Regions from separate parts of the Homo sapiens genome. Here region 1 is linked to region 2. The links are chromatin contacts, found by Hi-C in ENCODE. All regions are on one chromosome and are shown on one strand. Each heading gives the region's core, a stretch centred on a gene start or an enhancer-like site at or near the end of the contact. The rest is flanking DNA. Distances are from core to core; before and after follow the strand shown. Region 1 holds the start of MBD3L1 (methyl-CpG binding domain protein 3 like 1). Region 2 holds the start of TRIP10 (thyroid hormone receptor interactor 10).

The links. Hi-C counts contacts between places; a loop is a spot of excess contacts on that map. Pooled maps may share reads with other maps.
Region 1: a loop to region 2 is called in a pooled map, with 20 times the contacts of the local background. The contact joins the promoter of MBD3L1 here to the promoter of TRIP10 in region 2. A Hi-C loop is called at or near these places in 14 of 50 pooled maps.

The regions. Positions count from the first base shown.
Region 1 is chr19:8,830,741-8,837,170 of GRCh38, forward strand. MBD3L1 (methyl-CpG binding domain protein 3 like 1) reads left to right here and starts at 1,637. Exons shown (of 3, transcript NM_001393532.1): 1 at 1,637-1,782. It overlaps ZNF558 (zinc finger protein 558), which reads right to left and starts at 1,564. Exons shown (of 10, transcript NM_144693.3): 1 at 1,469-1,564; 2 at 578-661. RefSeq lists silencers at 1,344-1,613, 2,114-2,373.
Region 2 is chr19:6,737,911-6,742,159 of GRCh38, forward strand. TRIP10 (thyroid hormone receptor interactor 10) reads left to right here and starts at 1,770. Exons shown (of 15, transcript NM_001288962.2): 1 at 1,770-1,875; 2 at 3,100-3,215; 3 at 3,315-3,371. The coding sequence starts at 1,852. RefSeq lists enhancers at 135-194, 327-1,095, 1,175-1,264, 1,285-1,414, 1,864-2,631 and silencers at 1,615-1,894, 1,935-2,024.

The sequences.
Region 1 (6,430 bases), core at 387-2,886, 2.1 Mb after region 2:
CAAAATTAGCTGGGCGTGGTGGCACTTGCCTGTAGTCCCAGCTACTCAGGAAACTGAGGCAGGAGATTTGCTTGAGTCTGGGAGGTGGAGGTTGACATGAGCCAAGATCGCGCCACTGCACTCCAACCTGGCCAACAGAGTGAGACTTGGTCTCAAGAAAAAAAAAAAAAGTCAAATCAAACAGGCCTGAAAAATGTTGCTAAGTAGTCCTGCTAGTTGTTAGTGGGAAGACTTGTAACACTACATATACATGTAAATATTTTCTATACTTATATAAAATTCAGAAACTTTTAGCATTACGGCATACCAGAAAATCTGTCTTTAGCTACAGTTACACATCTTTACGTTATTTGTATGTTTGTTTTGTGGATACTTATTTGCATGTAACTGTATTTACTTATTTACACACATGTAACCATAAACACCTCTGTCTTTTTACCTTGAACTTTCCTTAAGATACCTTCACTCTTAGTGACTTCAATGTGGTTACAACCCCAGCACAGGAAAAGCCCACGAGGAGTTCTTCTACACAGCAGAGCCTGCTGAAACCTTGTTGTAGGTTCCACACTGTACTCACCTGGTCACCCAAAAACCCACAACAACAGGTGGACCTTGTGGCAGGCTTCAACACGAATCTGAGCTTGAATGATGCTTTTCTCATCTGAAAAAAAAAAAAAGACACAAAGATTTCTTTCGAGGCTTTGTATAGGTTGTACAGTTGTTGGATACGGCTGCCGGAAACACCATCCCATTCACTTTTTTTGGGTACTCAATGATTAAATGTGTAATAAGGGCCCAGCCTGTGGGCCATGACTGGCTTTACCTGATTCCCATCTGGCCATCTGCTCCGTAAGAGGGGAGAAAGCAGCTTAACGCTGTGTGCATTTGACTTGCTCAACTTACTACGCTGGAGAGAGATTCTATGGTGACTCCACAGGCTTTAAAAATATCTTGTCACTTAGAGGCCCTATTAAGTGACTAAACTGAATTTTTAACAATTTATGTAGTTTATTCAGAACTGCAGAGATTTTTTTTTTAAGGCCCTAGAGCAGGGTTTCCCAACCTGGCACTACTGATAATTCTTTGTTGTGGGGGACTGTCCTGTACAACGTAGGATCTTTAAGAGCAAGCAGCGTCCCTCTTCCCCGGCCTCCACCCTCTAGGTGACAGTAGCAGCCTCCCCTCCCCACAATTTGTGAAAACCACAGTCGTCTCCAGCTACAGCCAAAAGTCCCCTGGGGTGCGGAATCGCCCCGGGTGAGGGCGACTGGGGTTCCCTGAGGAGGCAACAGCGGCGCGGGGCCCCGACCCAGGAGCAAGCAGCAGCTTCGTGCTGACCTAAGCTCACAGCCCGAGGCCTCATGAACCGAAACACGGCTCCCTGGAGGGACGCAGGGCCCGTGGCTGGCGGTGTCCGCGGCCCACGTCGCCCCCTGGACTCGGACCCGAGCCCCCGCCAGTCGCTCACCGAGCCCGGCCCCTCCCGCGGGGCCAAAAGCGCCGACTCGCGGGGACGGAGGGACTCGCTCCCCGCTGCCCCACGCGCGGCCCCTCCCACGGTACCGCCCCGCGCTTCCGCTTCCGGTCTGGGGAGAGGTGCGCTGCACGTCCCCTTCCGGCTCGCGCGGGCAGCCTCGCAGAGTCGAGCGTGTTGGGGGTTCGGCGCTTAGGCGACAGGCGCGGCGGGCGGGAGCGGCGGCCGCGAACCCCAGCCTTGGGCAGAGGTGTTCTAGTTTGCTTAGTGGGCACAAAGTTGGGCCCTGGCCTGGGGCAGTAGCGGGGGTAAGGTTGGCCCTGGGGGCGGGGCCAGGCTGTGAGCCGCACGAGGCCTGGGGGCGGGGCTGGTTGTGGGCGGAGATCAGTTCCGGGGCGGGGCTGAAGGCGGGGAACCGGCTGAGGCCGTACCAGGCCTGGAGGGCGAGGCTGATTGGGCAGAGACCAGTTCCAGGGTCGGGGCTGTGGGTGGGGCCCAGTTCTCGGGGCGGATGGTATAAGGCTTCTAGAGCGGGGATGACTGAGCAGAGACCAGTTACAGGGGTGGAGACCTCCATTTCCGGGGCGGGGCTGAGCGGGAACCAGGCTGTGGTTGTGACAGCCCTGGAGGTTGGGGCTGGCTGTGGGCGGAGATAAGCTCCGGGCCGGGCGGAGGGCGGGGACTAGGCTGTGGGTGTACCGGTCTTGGAGGGCAGTGGTGATTGGCAGAGAGCAGTTCTAGGGGCGGAGCTATGGGGTGGCAGCAAGCCTGGGGGCGGGGCTGACTGTGGGCGGAGACCAGTTCTGGGGGCGGGACTGTGGGCTGCACCAGGCCTGGGGAGGGGGCAGTGGGTGGAGACCAGTTCCAGGGGCAGGGATCTGGGTATGAATAAAAGGGTGTATGATGTGGGTGGGTTGGGATAGGCCCAGGAGCCAGGATTGTGGGAGATCAGATTCAGGGGTAGGGCCTTCCTTGGATCCCTAGATTGTTGATACAGTTACTGCCCCATGTTCATACAACCCAATAGGATCAGATTATGTATGCACATTTGTCTATAACTTGCTTTCCCAAGGCAGAACATAGTGATTTAACACTAAGAGTTTAGGGGAGCAGGAGAGGACTGGGTCATAGATACACATATAGGAAAACTTAAGAATGGTACAAAGTCAGTCAAATATTCTCCCACCACGGTCTTTCAGTTCTTTTGCTCAGAGGCAAAAATAATTTTCTCCTCTATCTTTCCAGATATAGTGTGGACATGTATGTGTGTGTATGTGTGTATGCCGTAGTCATATTCATGGAATAAATGCTATTACCTCCCCCCCAACAAGTCTCTGTTTTATACACCATGGATATAGACTGAACAAAATAGGTAAACGTCCTTGCCCTCAGAGAACGTGCATTTTAGTTGTGAGTTGGGCAGGAGAAATGGACAGTGAATGTGATAAATAGAATACATGGTGGGTTGGTGCGTTAGATACCACTAAGTGCTGGTTGGACCTGGTGGCTTACGCTTGTAATCCCAACACTTTGGGAGGCCGAGGCAGGCAGATCACCTGAGGTCAGGAGTTCGAGACCAGCCTGCCAACATGGTGAAACCCCGTCTCTACTAAAAATACAAAATTAGCCGGGCGTGGTGGCGGATGCCTTGTAATCCCAGGTACTTGGGAGGCTGAGGCAGGAGAATAGCTTGAACTCGGGAGGTGGAGGTTGAAGTGAGCCGAGATTGCAGCCGGTGCACTCCAGCCCGGGTGACGAGCAAGACTCCATCTCAAAAAACAAAACAAAACAAAAACCAAAAACCATAAACAAAAAAAGATACTGGTAAGTGCAAAGGGAAAAAATTTTATGTAAGAGAGTGGTAACATTTAAAATCAGCCAGGAAGAAATACTTTCAATGAATGATATTGTTTCATGCACCCGTCCTTTCAGAAAAAAATAGTTAGATCTCTGCTTCCCAAAAATATCCATTTTCAGGTGGCTGAAGGAAGTTTAAGCAAAAATGAACAAGTTCAAAATTCAATATACTAGGAAAGTTCACTGTGGAAAGACTGTTCTCTTCAACAAATTGTGCTGGGACAACTAGATGCCAATATACAAAAGAATGAAATTGGGCTGGGCGTGGTGGCTCACGCCTGTAACCCCAGCACTTTGGGAGGCTGAGGCAGGCAGATCACGAGGTCAAGATATCGAGACCATCCTGGCTAACATGGTGAAACCCCGTCTCTACTAAAAATACCAAAATTAGCTGGGCGTGGTGGCGGGCGCCTATAGTCCCAGCTACTCGGGAGACTGAGGCAGAAGAATCGTTTGAACCCAGGAGGTGGAGATTGCAGTGAGCCGAGATCACCCCACTGCACTCCAGCCTGAGAACAGAGCGAGACTCCATCAAAAAAAAAAAACAAACCAAAACCAAAAAAAAACAAAAAAAAAACCAACCAACCAAGAAACAAACAAAAAACAGAGAATGAAATTGGACCTCTACTTCACACCATGTACAAAAGTGAGCTCAAAATAGATCATAGACCTAAAGGTAAGAGCTAAAACTATAAACTTCTTGGAAGAAAACATAGGTGTCAAACTTTGTGATCTTGGGTTAGGCAATTGTTTCTTAGATATGACATCAAAAACAGGTGGCGAAAGAAAAAATATATAAATTGGACTTAACATTAAAAAACATTGATGCTTCAAAGGACACCATCAAGAAAAAAGACAAACATGGACTGGGTGAAGACATTTACAAATGATTTATCTGATACATGACTTGTATTCAAAATATATAAAGGCTTGCGACTCAGCAATAAAAAGATACCCAATTAAAAGTGAACAAAGAGTTTTTTTTTTTTTTTCTTTTTGAGGTGGAGTCTCCTTCTGTCACCTAGGCTGGAGTGCTGTGGCACCATTTTGGCTCACTGCATCCTCTGCCTCCTGGATTCAAGCGATTCTCCTGCCTCAGCCTCCCAAGTAGCTGGGACCACAGGCGTTCACCACCACGCCTGGCTAATTTTTGTATTTTTAGCAGAGAGAGGGTTTTGCCATGTTGGCCAGGCTGGTCTTGAACTCCTGACCTCAAGTGATCTGCCCACCTTGGCCTCCCTAAGTGCTGGGATTACAGGTGTGAGCCACTGCACCCAGCCTGAAAAATGAACAAAGAGTTCGAATCGTCATTTCTACAAAGAAGATACACAAATGGCAAATATATACATGAAAAGATGCTCGGCCCCATTAATCATTAGGGAAGTTAATATCAAAACTTCAATAAAATACTACTTCACACCCATTGGGATAATTAAAATTAAAAAGATAGCCAATAACAAAGATTGGCAAAGACAAGGAGAAATTGGAATTCTTATACATTGCTGTCAGGATTGTAAAATGGTGCACCCACTTTGCAAAATAGTTTGGCAGTTCCTCAAAAAGTCATAGAGTTGCCACGTGACCCAGCAATTTTATTTCCAGTATATGCCCAAGAGAAATGAAAACATGTGTTCACATGACAGCTTGTACATGAATGTTCATAGCAGCATTATACATAATAGCCCAAAATTTTGTATGTCCCAAATATCAGTCAACTGATGAATGGATAAATAAAATGTGGTATATCCACACAACGGATTATTATTCATCCATTAAACAGAATACATATTCCATGGATGAACCTTGAAAACATTACGGTAAGTAAAAGAAGCCACTCATAAAAAACCCACATTTTGTATAATTCAATTTAAATAAAATTTCCAGAATAAGAAAATCCAAAGAGACAATAGATTAGTGGCAAATGTTGGGGAAAAGGGAAATGAGGGGAAGTGGGTAATGGTATGGATTTCATTTTAGATGAAAATAAGATTAGATAGTGGTGACGATTGCGCAACTGTGTGAATGTACTAAAAACCATTTTACACAAAAGTGTAAAAACTGTACACTTTAAAAGGTTGAATATTATGGTAGCTCAATAAAGTTTTTATTTAAAAAATGTAGAATTATACACATAAATTCTTCAGTTAGGCATAATAAGAGAATAAAAGTGGAAAAATAAAATACTACATAAATATGAGTGCTTCTTCCTCAAAATAATAGAAGAAAAGTGGAAAAAGTAAAATACTACAAAAATGTGAGTTCTTCTCTTCTTCCTCTTCCTCCTCCTCCTTTCTTCCTTCTTCCTTACTCCTCCCCTTCCTCCTCCTCCTTGTCCTCCTCCTTCTTCTTTCTTCTTTCCTCCTCCTCCTTCTTCTCTTCCTTTTCCTCCTCCTCCCCCCCTCTCCTCCTCCTTCTTTCTTCTTTTTTCTTTTTTTTTGGAGACAGGATCTTGCTTTGTCACCCAGGCTGGAGTGCAGTGGTGCAAACATGGCTCATTGCAGCCTCGACCTCCTGGGCTCAAGTCATTCTCCCTCCTCAGCTTCCCGAGTAGCTGGGACTGCAGGCGTGCACCACCACGCCCAGCTAGTTTTTGTATTTTTTATAGAGACAGGGACTCGCCACACCACAGAGGCTAGTCTCGAACTCCTGAGCGCAAGCAATCCCTTTGCCTTGGCTGCCCAAAGTGCTGGGATTTTAGGCATGACCCCATCGTATCCAGCTTAAGTGTATCTTAATTTTCCACACCATCACATTATTAAATGGCAAAACAAACTGGGGATAAATAATTGTAAAAATCTATGACATGTGGGCTCATATCATTATTACATAAAGAATATTTTGGATAAATAAGCAAAAGATGAACAAGCCAGTAAAAACATCATCAAAGACAAAGGCTATGAACCACACACTCCTTTACAAATACATACAACTGCCCAATACTCTAATTAGCAAAGAGGCATAAATTAAAATAATGGCATTATGTTTGTGCCTCTCAAGTAATGCAAAACATTTTAAATGGCCAGTTTGTCAAGACATGAAGAAATGAATGACCTCGCCCTCTGCTAGCAGCATTGATAAGTACCAGTTTCTCAGCAGGTA
Region 2 (4,249 bases), core at 520-3,019:
ACTACATTACCCAGAATGCAGCGGGAGCAGACAAGGGCCACAAAGCATTAAATAAACTACCTTTCCCAGTATCCCCAAGGACGGACTTCCTCTTCTTGAGCCAGGGATGTGGCTCCCAGCCAGAGCTGAGGCTTTTGGTAAACACACGCATCTGTTCAGGCCTGACCTGTTTTCCTAATCTTCCTGGTCCACAGAGAGGCCTAAAGCTGGCCTCAGGTTAAAGTTTGACCCTAGGATGACCTATGACCCCAGGCTGAGACCCCAGCCTTAGGCTAAGCCTTTTATTCCAGAGTGAGGCAATTGGAGCCCCACCCCCAGATTCCAGGCTAGACCGGACTCCGGGCTGAACTCTGACCCCAGGTGAACTCCCTCTCTGCAAGTTGAGTCCTAACTTCAGCCTGAAACTCTGACACCCCCTCGTCCCCCACACCACACACTGAGGCTTAATCTCTGGTTTAGGCCACCGATCTGGACTAGCCCTGACTCCAGATTGGACCTGACCCCTTACCGGGTTGCTAATCCTTCTGGTTAAGCCTCTGGCCTCTATCCCCTATCCCCACGGTGGTGCTGACCTGGACTGAACCCCAATTCCAGTTTGAGTCTCTGAGCAGAGGTGAACTCAGAACTTTGCTAGGCTGAGCCCCCATTTGAGACTAGCCACAGAACTCACTGGGTTCAATTGCCCAACTGCAATCAGACATTTTCTAGCTCAGAAGCCACCAGCAGGTGGGGCCAGGTCTCAGCAGAGACATCAGTCCCAGTGTGGGCTCCCAAGGCTCTCCTCCTGGGCTCAGCTGTATCTCTCTGTTCTGGGAGCCTGGGTGCTCTGTGTAAGGGGAACGTATACCCAAGGGCCCCCCTGCAAGACGCCCAGCCTTGTCTGAGGCTGCAGAGAAAGCGCCAAAGCCCGGAGAGAATGGGAGTGGGAATCCCCAGTGCCTCCTCTCCTCTTTCATTCCAGCACCTCAAAGGGATTTACAAGGTGTGAACAGACTTTTATGGGAGAGGTGACAGACTTCCCTTCTCCAGGGCCCAGATGGCCCAGATGTCTGGGGGAGGGGCGGAGTCGGAATCTCAGGGGCAGTACTGAGAATGAAACCAGGTTAAACTGGAAAATGGGCAGATGCAGGCGCGAACTGGAAGGCAGCTGGGGAAAGGCCTGGGCCTGGCGCCCCAAGGACGGCCTGTCTTCAGTTTCCCAGCGGAGACTCTGGGGGAGGGAAGGCAGGATGCGGTGCGGGAGTTAATGGACCTGGCCTTGGCGAAGGCGCGTCCTGGGTTGGATCGAAACCCTCTCATCCGCCCTGTGGCCGGAGGGACCAGACCATTAGTGGGACGAACCTAGACGCCTGGAGCCGGGCCGGCTCGCAAGAACGGGGTGACCTCAGGTTGCCCCTGCAATGGGGTTGAGGAAGGACTTCTTGAGTTTGGGGTTTTAGTGTCTTGGCCCTTTAAGGAATAATTGCGGGGAAAGGGGAAAAGGAGATGGGAAGAACCGTTTGGAGCGGGGAAGGAAGATGAGAGGACGAGAGGGACCCCGGGGATTTGGAAAAAATGGGTGGGGGTTCTTTAAGGGGTCGGTCCAGCGGCGTCGAGTGGCAACGTTGCTTTAAAAGGGGGCGGAGCGTCCGTTGGGCCCCGCCCCCGAATCGCAGTGCTTGGGCTCCGCGCGGGTGGGGGCGTGGCAGAGCGTGCAGGGGGGCGGGGAAGAGTCTGGGGTGGGCGGGGCCGGGCGGGGCGGGGCGGGGCCAGGCGCACCGCCCTCGGCTGAGTCTCCCCGGGGAGGGCGGCGGGCGGCGGGCGGCGGGGACCGGGTGCGGTGGTGGCTGCGGCGGCGGCGGCGGGAGCAGCATGGATTGGGGCACTGAGCTGTGGGTAAGTCCAATCGGCCCGCCTCTAAGTTCCCCTTTGCTGGGGTCCAGGCACCCCCCTTTTGTCCCCAATGTATCTTAGAGGGGGCTCCGCGCCTTTCCCTTCCACCGACCCCTGGGTCCCCGCCCTCCACCCTCCGCTCTCTCTCGAAGTTTATCTGGGAGTCTCAGCACGCTCAGGGGCGAAGGGCGACTTTGCCGGACCGGAGTGGGGAAACTGAGGCACAGGGTTGCGAATGAGGCGGGCAGAAGGAATCCTGGGGCCAGGCCGGGGCGGCTGAGAGAGGTCACCTATTTTGGGCGCCCTGGCCGGGCAGGCGGCTTATCTTACGGCCCCTGGGTCCCTGCCCGTCGTCCGCCTGTCCGGCTAGGAGGGGGGAGGGGACCCTCTGGTCACCCTCATCCCCACCCACGTGGGACCTAGAAGTCCTGACCGCCCTTTCCCTCGCCTTTAATCAACACCTAGGGGCTGGGGACGCTCATGGAGGGGAAGGGGGATGCTAAGCTCGGCCTGATCCCCCTCCCTGGCTTCCCCCTGCTCACCCCAGGCCCAGGGCGGGACCGCCCCCTGGTCGCCTATAACCTCAGCCCTGGAAGCCCCAGAAATTTCCCCCTATCCTAGCCGGACCTCTGACCCCTCCCCTTGCTGGGGGCGGTGGAATCCCTGAGTTCTTAGTGCAGCGGGGGTAACCAGACTGCCACCCCCTCCTCCAATTCTGCGATTTCTTTTGGATGTGTAGTGGGGTCAGTGGGGTAAATTGAGTCACCCATCGGGGGATCCCTGGAAGCAGGGAGATTCAGGGAACCTGGTGCCTGCCCCCTGGCCACTCAGGGGCCCCCAGTCTGCCAGGAACCCTGCCCCTCTGGCCTTGACTCACGCCGGGCCGGCCGGATTTTCCGGAATCCGGGGGGATTAGGGGAGCCCGAGCTGGGGGAGTGGCCCTGTCCCCTTCCACGCCCCTCTTGGCGGTCCTATGTCGGAGACCTCCATCTCCCGGCCGGGGTGGCTGGGGCCTGGGCGCTGTTCTCCGGCCCTTCCCGGGAAGGGGAGGGGGTTCCCGCCAGTTTCCTGCCTCCCCCCGCGCCACGCCGGGGCGGCGCCGGGAAGCCACTCCTTCTAGGAGCGCAGAGCCTTGGCCCTCCCTGGGAGTCTGGTCGGCGGGCTGTGGGGTCCCAAAATCGTGACCCCGGCCCCTCTCCCCTCCTCCCCCACCATGTCCCATGTCAGGATCAGTTCGAGGTGCTCGAGCGCCACACGCAGTGGGGGCTGGACCTGTTGGACAGATATGTAAAGTTCGTGAAAGAACGCACCGAAGTGGAACAGGCTTACGCCAAACAACTGCGGTGAGACCCTGGGGTGGACGCTACGGAGGACGCGCCTGGGGCGACGGGGAGCGGTGGGAGGGCTGCGGGCTCAGCCCTCCTACCTCTGTCTCCCCTTAGGAGCCTGGTGAAAAAATATCTGCCCAAGAGACCTGCCAAGGATGATCCTGAGTCCAAGTAAGGTTGGAGAGGGGCTGCAGGGCTAGATTTGTGGGGAAAGGCGGTGCTTGGGTCTCACTTCCCCTCCCTCAGCTGGGACACCCCACCGCTCCTCTCACTTCCCCTTCTAGAGGTGAGAGCATGGATGCAAGATGCGGGATTATCTGGCTTGGAATCCTGAGTCCACTACTATGTAGAGAAATTGACTTGGGCTTGTGACTCAGGTTTTCTGCCACTATTTTCCTTAACTGTTAAATACAGAGGCCCCAGCAGTTACAAAACCAGTAACTTTGGGCAGATGACTTAAAGTTTTGCGCCTCTGTTTTCCTCATCTGTGAAATGGAATGATGACGATTCCTCCAGCTTTGTAGGGCTTTCATGAACACGAGCTGAGTGAATGTGTTTAAACAGTGTGCAGTCCATATCAAACGCCGTAAGGAGCATTTGACTTGGAATTGAGTCCCCAATTCCAAAATCCAAAAAAGCCCTGGAAATCAAGTTGTTTTGGTCACTTGTTTGGCAGCAATCTCTGACCTGAACTTTTTGTTAATTGTAGTTGTTTTGTTTTGTTTTTGACAGAGTTTCACTCTGTCCCCCAGGCTGGAGTGCAGTGGCGCCATCTCAGCTCACTGCAACTTCCGCCTCCCAGGTTCAAGCGATTCTCCTGCCTCAGCCTCCCTAGTAGCTGGGATTACAGTCACCTGCCACCATGCCCAGCTAATTTTTATATTTTTAGTAGAGACAGGGTTTCACCATGTTAGCCAGGCTGGTAATTGTAGTTTTGACTTTTATCCCACTTAGTGTGAATGTTAACACCTCTCATTGTAAAATTAAAAAAAAAAATAGGGTTGGGCACAGTGGCTCACACCTGTAATCCCACACATTGGGAGGGTGCG